Linked DNA regions of Homo sapiens: region 1 is linked to region 2. A link is an interaction called in ENCODE POLR2A ChIA-PET data of the cell type or tissue named here. Cell type or tissue: OCI-LY7. All regions are shown on one strand. Each heading gives the region's core, and the rest is flanking DNA. Links, peaks and the distances in the headings are about the cores only. Region 1 overlaps DNAJC13 (DnaJ heat shock protein family (Hsp40) member C13). Region 2 overlaps ACAD11 (acyl-CoA dehydrogenase family member 11).

Region 1 (4,402 bases), core at 164-4,163, 99 kb before region 2:
AATACCAGCACTTTGGGAGGCCAAGGCGGGCGGATCACCTGAGGTCAGGAGTTCGAGACCAGCCTCAACATGGAGAAACCCCGTCTCTACTAAAAAAAATACAAAATTAGCCAGGCGTGGTGGTGCATGCCTGTAATCCCAGCTACTTGGGAGGCTGAGGCAGGAGAATTGCTTGAACCTGGGAGGCAGAGGTTGTGGTGAGCCGAGATCGCGCCATTGCACTCCAGCCTGGGCAACAAGAGCGAAACTCCGTCTCAAAAAAAACCTGCAATAGAAATTGGGTATACCTAACCGAGTAAAATCCTGCTTAGATTAAAATAGCATATTCTTAAAGTCCTTTAGATTCATGCCTTTTATGAAAGAAAATGGGAAGTTCGTTGTTCTCTTAGGATTAGTGAATCTGTTTTCAAGTATCAGCACTTAGAACTTTTGAATCCCTAGTTTTGAACACCAAATACATTACCTTGGATATTTAGGGCTGTATGAGTATTTTATAGTTGATTTATTTTTGTTTTACACCTGCAGGGAGAAACTCTGGAAACCTTGACAATGGCAACAGTGTGTCTCTTCAGCGCACAACCTCAGCTGGCAGATCAGGTCCCGCCATTGGGCCATCTTCCCAAAGTTATCCAGGCAATGAATCATAGGAACAATGCCATTCCTAAGAGTGCCATTCGGGTTATCCATGCCTTGTCTGAAAATGAGGTATTGATGAATACACTTAGTAGTTTATAAGCTCCAGAATTTATCTATGCTCCCTTCTTGACGGATATAAGTTGTAGTATTATATAAATCCCCTTTCTGCCATGTGTCTTTTTGCATACGAACCACATGGTATTTTATTAGTTCTGGGTTTATCAAAACTGGTATTTATCAAATCAGTTTTGATAAATACCAGTTTAGGTGATATAATTAATAGATTAAATTTGGTTCAATTCATTGTTAAACTGAAAGTAAGGGATTCTTTTTTTACTTATTTACTTATTTTGTTATGGTATTTACTATGTTATATAAATATTGCCAGTCTACAAGTAACCTTCTCTTTTGGGCACTTAGCTGTGTGTTCGAGCCATGGCATCTTTAGAGACCATTGGCCCACTGATGAATGGAATGAAAAAGCGAGCAGATACTGTTGGTCTAGCCTGTGAAGCAATTAATCGAATGTTTCAGAAGGAGCAGAGTGAATTAGTAGCACAAGTAAGTGACTTTCTAGATTTAGCACTATTTTAGGAAAGCAAACATACCAAGTAGATTTTTACCTATTTGGTACTGATTTGGTTTCCTTGACTTAAGGTTGGTGAGAGTTAACTTGTGAGTTTGTGTATAAACAATTTTATATTTTATATATACAAACACATACAGTAGTGTGTATAATACGTGTGTATATGTGTATGTATATATACATGGATGTTTGTGTATATATACACACACACAAAAATGGGGCCAGCTGCCAACAGTCTTACCAACTTGAGAGTACTTTTATGGTGTATAAAATTTACATTTTGGCTATCCATTGTGCAATTAGCTTAGTAGCTTGTTTAGCTTGATTTGTAAAATGTGCTTCATCCTCTTTGGAAAAATTCATTCGTTTATTTATTCCTTTGTTTCTTAAGTCATGTTTAAGAAACATGCCAAGATACTGCCTTTTTCAAAGAGACTATCCACCTAATGAAAACTGGACTTGGTGGATATCCATGTAGACAGATGTTGATGGAACAAAAAAGATGCAATAAATTTAAAAACTTACAAAAGCGATCTTTCTAAAATGTAACTCAAAGAACAAATACCACATGATCTGACTTGTAAGTGGAGTCTAAAACAATCAAACTTATGAAGCAGAGAGTAGAATAGTGATTACTAGAGGCTGGGGTTGGGGAGAATGGGAAAATGCTGGTCAAAAAGTACAGTTTCTGTTAGGAAGAATAAGGCTTTTAAGATCTATTGTGCATTATGTTGACTATAGCTAATAATACATTGTATATTTCAAAATTGGTAAGAGTAAATTTTAAATGTTTCCACAAAAAAATAAGTATTTGTAATGGTAGATATGCTAATTAGCTTGATTTATTCTGCATTGTATGCATGTGTCATAACATCACTTTATTTCCCATAAATACATACAATAAAAAATAATAAAGTATTTAAATAGAATTCTGAAATATAACTGAGCCATTCTTCATCTTAAAAACCATTCAGTGGTTTCTCATTACCTGCCAGATGACTAAGTGACATCTGGTATCCTTAGCCAGAATACAAGGCCCTGCATCTTTATTATCTGGGCTTCCCCTTCTCCCAGCCCCTCAGCCTTACCCACTGGACCCTCATTGAGGCAAGTAGAGCTGTTGGGTACATCTCAAGGAGATACTGGATGCTCTAAGGTTCAGACTTATGATTGGCTTGAGGAGTTTGATGTGTAGGAAAGAACATGAGCTGGTACTACCACTTGTTGGCTCTCTGACCTCAGACATGATATTTAACCTTAAAATGCTCAGATTTCTCATCTGTAAAATAAGGTTGTGACTATCTCACAAGGTTGTTATGAGAACAGTACCTGAAAAAAGAGGTGCATTCACTAAATGTCTTTTATTTCTTCCTATTCCCTCTGAGTTTCAAAATGGATAGTGAAAATTGTGACATTAGATTATTATTCAGCTTTTATTAGGCTGATATGAAATGTACGATGACCACAAAGATTGATGTTTGAAGAAAATATGAAAAAATACTAATGTATTTCAGAGATTGTTGCCTATTAATACAGTGTTACTAGGGCAGGCAGCCCAGTATAGGGGCTAAAAGCTCAGGTTCTATGTTTTCTGGCTCCAGATACATATTTTAATACTGCCCAGCTCTGTGATTATGAACATACTGTTTTACCCTCTGTGCATTAATTGAATAAAATAATTGATGTATAGCATTTAGAATGGTTAATGGACAGAATAAAATCTCATTAAATAAAAATGTCATTAGATACTTAAGCCTGTGTATGGCATTAAAATACGGTGCAACAGGCTGCCTTCCAGGTAGGTCCTGGGGGTAAAATTATTTCTTCAGTGGATGATTTGCATTTTTTCTGTGTGTTTATATATGCTTAATATTTCTTCTAGGCCCTGAAAGCAGATTTGGTTCCATACCTCTTAAAATTACTCGAAGGCATTGGCCTTGAAAACCTGGACAGCCCAGCAGCCACTAAGGCTCAGATTGTTAAAGCTCTCAAGGCAATGACTCGAAGTTTGCAGTATGGAGAACAGGTGAGTCTGCATAGAGTCAACTTTTGATATTCTAAAAGCCAGGGTCTTGGCCATGGATGGTCCACGTACCTGTGTTCAAGTTCCACTTACAGATATGGTTCTGTTGGTTGTAACTGGAGAAGATCCAGAGCCCAAGGATGGACTTGCATACCTGCCTCATAACTGATGAAAAAGCATAAACCATATACTCAATATTCAGGAGAATTCTTCTGGATAGTGATGGCATGTTGTACATTTCAGGAAGAAAAATGCTGGAAATCTTTAGCATGGAATATGCAGCATTTAGTGCTGCTTAAGATTAACTTTCAGCTCTAGGAGTTATTCATGGGTAGTGATAACCAAATTCATTAACCATCCCATAATGCTATTTTAAAAGATGTAGAACATCATTTTTGTTTTCATTTCCTTTCTTGCTGGTGCTTAAAAAGTGTTGGTTTTTTTTTTTCTTTGGTCGTGACTTTGTTTTTCCTATGTGTGTTAATGTATTTCAGCTGCACGTATTTGCTGACTTCAGGCCTGTTCAGTAATTTAATTTTCCTCATTGGTTTTATTTTTATTATTTCCTCTAAGGAGTTCCTCATTCAGTGTACTATATAGCCCCATCTACTAATGCTCATTTTTTTTTAATTGACGTGAAATTTACATAGCATAAAATTAACCATTTTATGGTGAATAGTTAAGTGGCATTTAGGACATTAACAGTGTTGTACAAACACCACCGTATCTAGTTCCAAAACATTTTCATCACCTCTGTACCCATTCAGCAGCTACTCTCCCTTTCTTCCTTCCCCCAACCTTTGGCACCCACCAATCTGTTTTCTGTCTCTGGATTTACCTCTTCTGCGTATTTCATATAAATATAATCATACATATGTGACCCTTTGTGTCTATCTTGTCATTTAGCATGTTTTTAAGCATCATCCATGTTACCAATGCTTCATTTTTATGTCTAAATATGTCATTGTACGTAAATGCTCCAATTTGTTTATCCATTCATCTATTGATGGACATTTGGGTTATTTCCCCTACTAATGTTCCATAGGTTTTAATTGACTTCAGCTACAGCTTCCCGGTAATGAATTTACTGGATTTGTATGTTTCAAGTAAAGAAACATTTTTCATACCATTGTCATTCTATCAATATGATCATTTAA
Region 2 (4,402 bases), core at 289-4,288:
AAGCCTGCCTGGTTTCCTCTGCCAATTCTGGCCTCTCCTCTGAATGATGGGCTGATTGCAAGTACTAGCATGCTATCAGATAGGCTTCATTTTAGAGAAAGTAGGTAGGAATCAGGCAGTAATCAGGGAGGACAGACAACCTGGGATTTCTGCCCAATCCCCACCACCCCCCACCACCCTCCCCCACCCCCGAAAAAAGAAAAGTTGTTCAGGTGCAGGTGCTCACACCTGTAATCCCAGCGCTCTGGGAGGCTGAGGTGGGAGGATTGCTTGAAGCCAGTAGTTCTGGGCAACAGAGTGAGACCAGGTCTCTACAAAAAAATGTAAAATTTAGCCCGGTATGGTGGCATATTCCTGTAATCCCAGCTACTCAGGAGGCTGAGTTGGGTGGTTTGCTTGAGCCCTGGAGTTTGAGGCTGCAGTGAGATAGCATCACATCACACACTCTAGCTTGGAGACACAGCAAGACCCTGTCTCTTGAAGGAAAAAAAAAAAAAAGGCCGGGCGTGGTGGCTCACACCTGTAATCCCAGCACTTTGGGAGGCTGAGGTGCGCGGATCACGAGGTCAGGAGTTCGAGACCAGCCTGGCCAATATGGTGAAACTCCATCCCTACTAAAAATACAAAAATTAGCCAGGCTTGGTGGCAGGCACCTGTAGTCCCAGCTACTTGGGAGGCTGAGGCAGAAGAATCGCTTGAACCCAGGAGGCGGAGGTTGCAGTGGGCCGAGATGGTGCCACTGCACTCCAGCCTGGGCAACAGAGCAAGACTCCATTAAAAAAAAAAAGCCAAAACATGGAGGACCCTCCTCTAGGGCACTAAATCTCATGTTGAAGCCCTGGCTTCTTTGAAACAGATCATTTGCTTTTTTGTCGTTGTTGAGACAGGGTCTCACTGTTGCCCAGGCTGGAGTGCAGTGGCGCAATCTCGGCTCCCTGCAACCTCTGCCTCCCAGGTTCAAGCAATCCTCCCACCTCAGCCTCCCGAGTAGCTGGGACTATAGGTGTGCAGCACGCCGGGCTAATTTTTGTATTTTTAGTAGAGATTGGGTTTATGCCATGTTGCCCAGGCTGGTCTCAAACTCCTGGGCTCAAGCCATCCACCAACCTCGCCCTCCCACAGTGCCGGGATTACAGGCTTGAGCCAGCACACTGGTCCATTTGCATTTTTTGGAGTGCTGTTGCAGCCTTCTGCCTGGGGGCAAACACCATTGCTATAACAGGTTATAAGAGACCAACCGAAGCAGTCGTCCACCTGCAGGTAATTCTTAAATCAAACATCTTGATTTCTTTTCCTCTTCTCATTTTTGCTTTCTATATAAGCCAATCACAGTGGACTCCACTGTGGGAAAATGGTTACCACTTGTGCTACAGACTTCTTTCAAACTTCTTCTGAGATATGGCTTCTATTGTTAGATTATTCTAGGGGCTAATCCATTCTGCTTTCCAAATCTAATTTCCATTCTCTTTTCAAAACCTTAATTCCTCTGATATGTCCCTCTTCTGTTTTCAAGCTTATACCAATTTATTCCATTTTATAAAAAAACTTATTATTTATTAAATTGGATTTTATTTGAGGGAGGGGAGGACAATGTTGAATTCACACTGCTATCTTAACCTAAAAGTGTTGCATTCCCTTTTTAATACTCAAGAGTTCACAGTTTTAAAAATCAGAATTGAACAAACACTAACTAGATCAGAAAATATTCAAGATACTTCAGTCACTAAACACATGTGAGAGGTGACTATTTTAGAAAGAATTTCCTCACTTTAAGTAGTATTTTTTAAAGAAATTATACCCTATTCTGTGAGCAAAGTTAATCTCAAGCCAGATATTTACTAAAAATATAATAATTATTTATATAATTCAAGCAACAGCACAAACTGTCCTACAAACACATATCAGCTCTGAACATTTCTGTTAAAAGGATTTTGGTCTCTTTCAGTTCCCTATTTGATTTTACCAGGCTAGCTGTAGACCTCTCAGAATCATAGATGATTAAAATGAGAATGTGTTATATATTTAGTCATACCTACTCACATTGTAGAGGAAAAAACTGAGGCCACGCAAGACCATCTAACACAAGGCCACCAAACTTGTGACAGGGATAGACTAGAATAAAGCCATTAGCATTTCTACACCAGTGTTCTACCCACATATAAACAGCCTGCCCCAACTCCCTTACATATTTTTGTAAAAGCTTTTATCTTTTCTTCACAACATTTATCATCTCTTATTTAGTGTCTTCCTTTCCTGCTAAAGTCTAAGCTTCACATGAGCATAAGCCCTGTATGTCTTATTATCTATTTACATTCTGTAGCTTTCCAGGTGCCTAAGCATCATCAAGTACCCAATAATTATTTGGTAACTGAATGAATGAATGTTCCATATTGCCTCTCTACTCTCAGTGAACTTATTGAAACTTAATGCCTTAAAATAGTAGCTTATAGGAAGAGGGGTGGTAGTATCTGTGAACAGCTTGAAATGATATGTAAAATTCTCTAGGTGTGTCCATCTTGTATAGTCTACACTTCTCATTAAATTCTCAAAGGGGTCCATATTTACAAAAAAAAAAAAGCTGAAACTTACTGCCTTAGGACAAGGCCCCCAAAGTAGTGTTTTACTCTAACATAGTTAGGCTCCCAATGTTAAAACTACTAATTCTCTTTGGCTTAATTTTAATGCCACAGACTTATCTGTGCATTCCCTTTGTTCTATCGTGGCTTAGTTCTAAGGTGAGAAGAAGAATCTAGGTAAGGATTGACTAAAGAAAATGACACCATGCTTCTCCTATAAGCAGAAATAACAAAAGTATTCATTGATAGTCCTTTAGCAGAAATACATTCTGCTTATATAATACTCACCTTTTCAGCTGGAAGAATGTGTTGTTTCATGAAATGCTTCACCTTAATAAGAACTTCCTGACCTTTCCGAGTCTGTACAAACAACTGTCCAGTAGTATCAATCTGTGGTAGTACAGTACTGAAAGTTCTTTGCCAAAAGAAAAAAGGAAAAAAAGGTTACAAAGATGTCCAAAGATCATTATTACATATTTCTAATATAATGTGAAGTTTCCTCAGCTACCCAAAAAACATCCCCCAGAAGGAGTAGCTGTATTTTATATTTTAAAAAAGTCTTCCATATTATGGACTGAATGCAGAATCACTTCCATTTTAAACATTTAACTTTAATGCTTAAAGCACTATTTGGGGAAAACATATAGGCCTGGCATCACCTCAAGCAATGTTAGTGATAGATGCAGGAGGCACAGGGTCTTGTCTGGACATGCCCACAATGGACTGGGGGCCTGCCTGCACACTGGGGGAATGGGGTGGAGCCACCGGGAATTCGCGCCTTATGCAAGGGGAGGAGCCTGGCCTCTTTAGCTCAAGTGTGGTAGCCTGGTATTCAATGTGTGAGGTGGGCGCCTGTTGGCAGGACCCCCCCTTTCTTTGCTGAGAGCTTTCTTTTCGCTTAATAAATCGGCCCTCCTCATCCTTTAATGTGTCTGTGTGCCTAATTTTTCCTGTGAGACGAGAACCTGGATTTTAGCTGAACTAAGGAGCAAAAAATCCCGCTTCATTAGTTTTGAATCTTTATTGAAGTCACCCGTCAGAATCTCCAGAAGAAAAAGCAAAGAAGTTGAATTGAACACAAATAATCATTATTCTTACTATTAATATATGCCTCACAAATATAGCTGCTGAATATTAGATCTGTAGAACAGAAAACCAAACACTGCATGCTCTCACTCGTAAGCGGGAGTTGAACAAACCACCATGGCACATACATACCTATGTAACAAACCTGCAGGCTCTGCACATTTATCCCGGAACTTAAAATAAATTAAAATAAAATAAAGAAGACCTGTAAAGGTCATTATGAAGCACAACAGAATCAATTGTTATGGTGTAGAGAGAACAAATACCCATCTATAAGATAAATTGGAAAAAAGCAATTGTCCTAACATTATGCCATGGGTACTTGTGGGTTAAGCAGAATTTCTGGGACAGCATCACACATGCATCTGGTAAGCAATGGGAATGAAACTGGCAAAGTGTGTTCGATGCCTGAAAAAGTGCTCTGCTGATGAAGACATGGGTTTCAAAGATGCTTATGAAATGTCTGAATATAACTTCATGAAATGTAACAGTGGAAAAGAACAATATTTCTAAATTAATAAATCATCTTATATAATGCATTTTTAAAATTAGATATATGTAAGTGACTTAAATATTAGAAAGAAACACTTGAGAGTTTTATCTATATCCTTAAACATTTACACAATCAAGTGGCACAAAAATACTTTTAAACCTAAATACGGAGATTTTCTTTATATTTTAGGTCAATTTGTTTTTAGGCATAGAAGAGATTTACCAAAAATCTATTGTGATTGGCAGCA

What was found. Peaks named below come from ENCODE experiments on the same cell type or tissue, not always from the same donor. Only the 100,000 strongest peaks of a DNase experiment are listed, where the experiment ranks them.
Region 1: POLR2A ChIA-PET joins it to region 2 with 5 read pairs; 2 of 35 experiments call an interaction of 5 or more read pairs at or near these places.

Annotation. Positions count from the first base shown.
Region 1 is chr3:132,525,085-132,529,486 of GRCh38, forward strand. It overlaps DNAJC13 (DnaJ heat shock protein family (Hsp40) member C13), which reads left to right. Exons shown (of 56, transcript NM_015268.4): 52 at 526-705; 53 at 1,057-1,197; 54 at 3,105-3,248. Among named protein-coding and RNA genes, the nearest start is that of ACKR4, 70 kb to the right of the region's middle. In OCI-LY7, for the core only: no CTCF peak of the experiment used is centred there; no DNase peak of the experiment used is centred there.
Region 2 is chr3:132,623,827-132,628,228 of GRCh38, forward strand. ACAD11 (acyl-CoA dehydrogenase family member 11) reads right to left here. Exons shown (of 20, transcript NM_032169.5): 9 at 2,865-2,991. NPHP3-ACAD11 (NPHP3-ACAD11 readthrough (NMD candidate)) reads right to left here. Exons shown (of 45, transcript NR_037804.1): 34 at 2,865-2,991. Among named protein-coding and RNA genes, the nearest start is that of ACKR4, 29 kb to the left of the region's middle. RefSeq lists a silencer at 1,884-1,933 and enhancers at 2,849-3,350, 3,351-3,850. In OCI-LY7, for the core only: no CTCF peak of the experiment used is centred there; DNase peaks (open chromatin) are centred at 1,215 and 1,995; H3K4me3 peaks cover 591 bases; H3K27ac peaks cover 2,821 bases.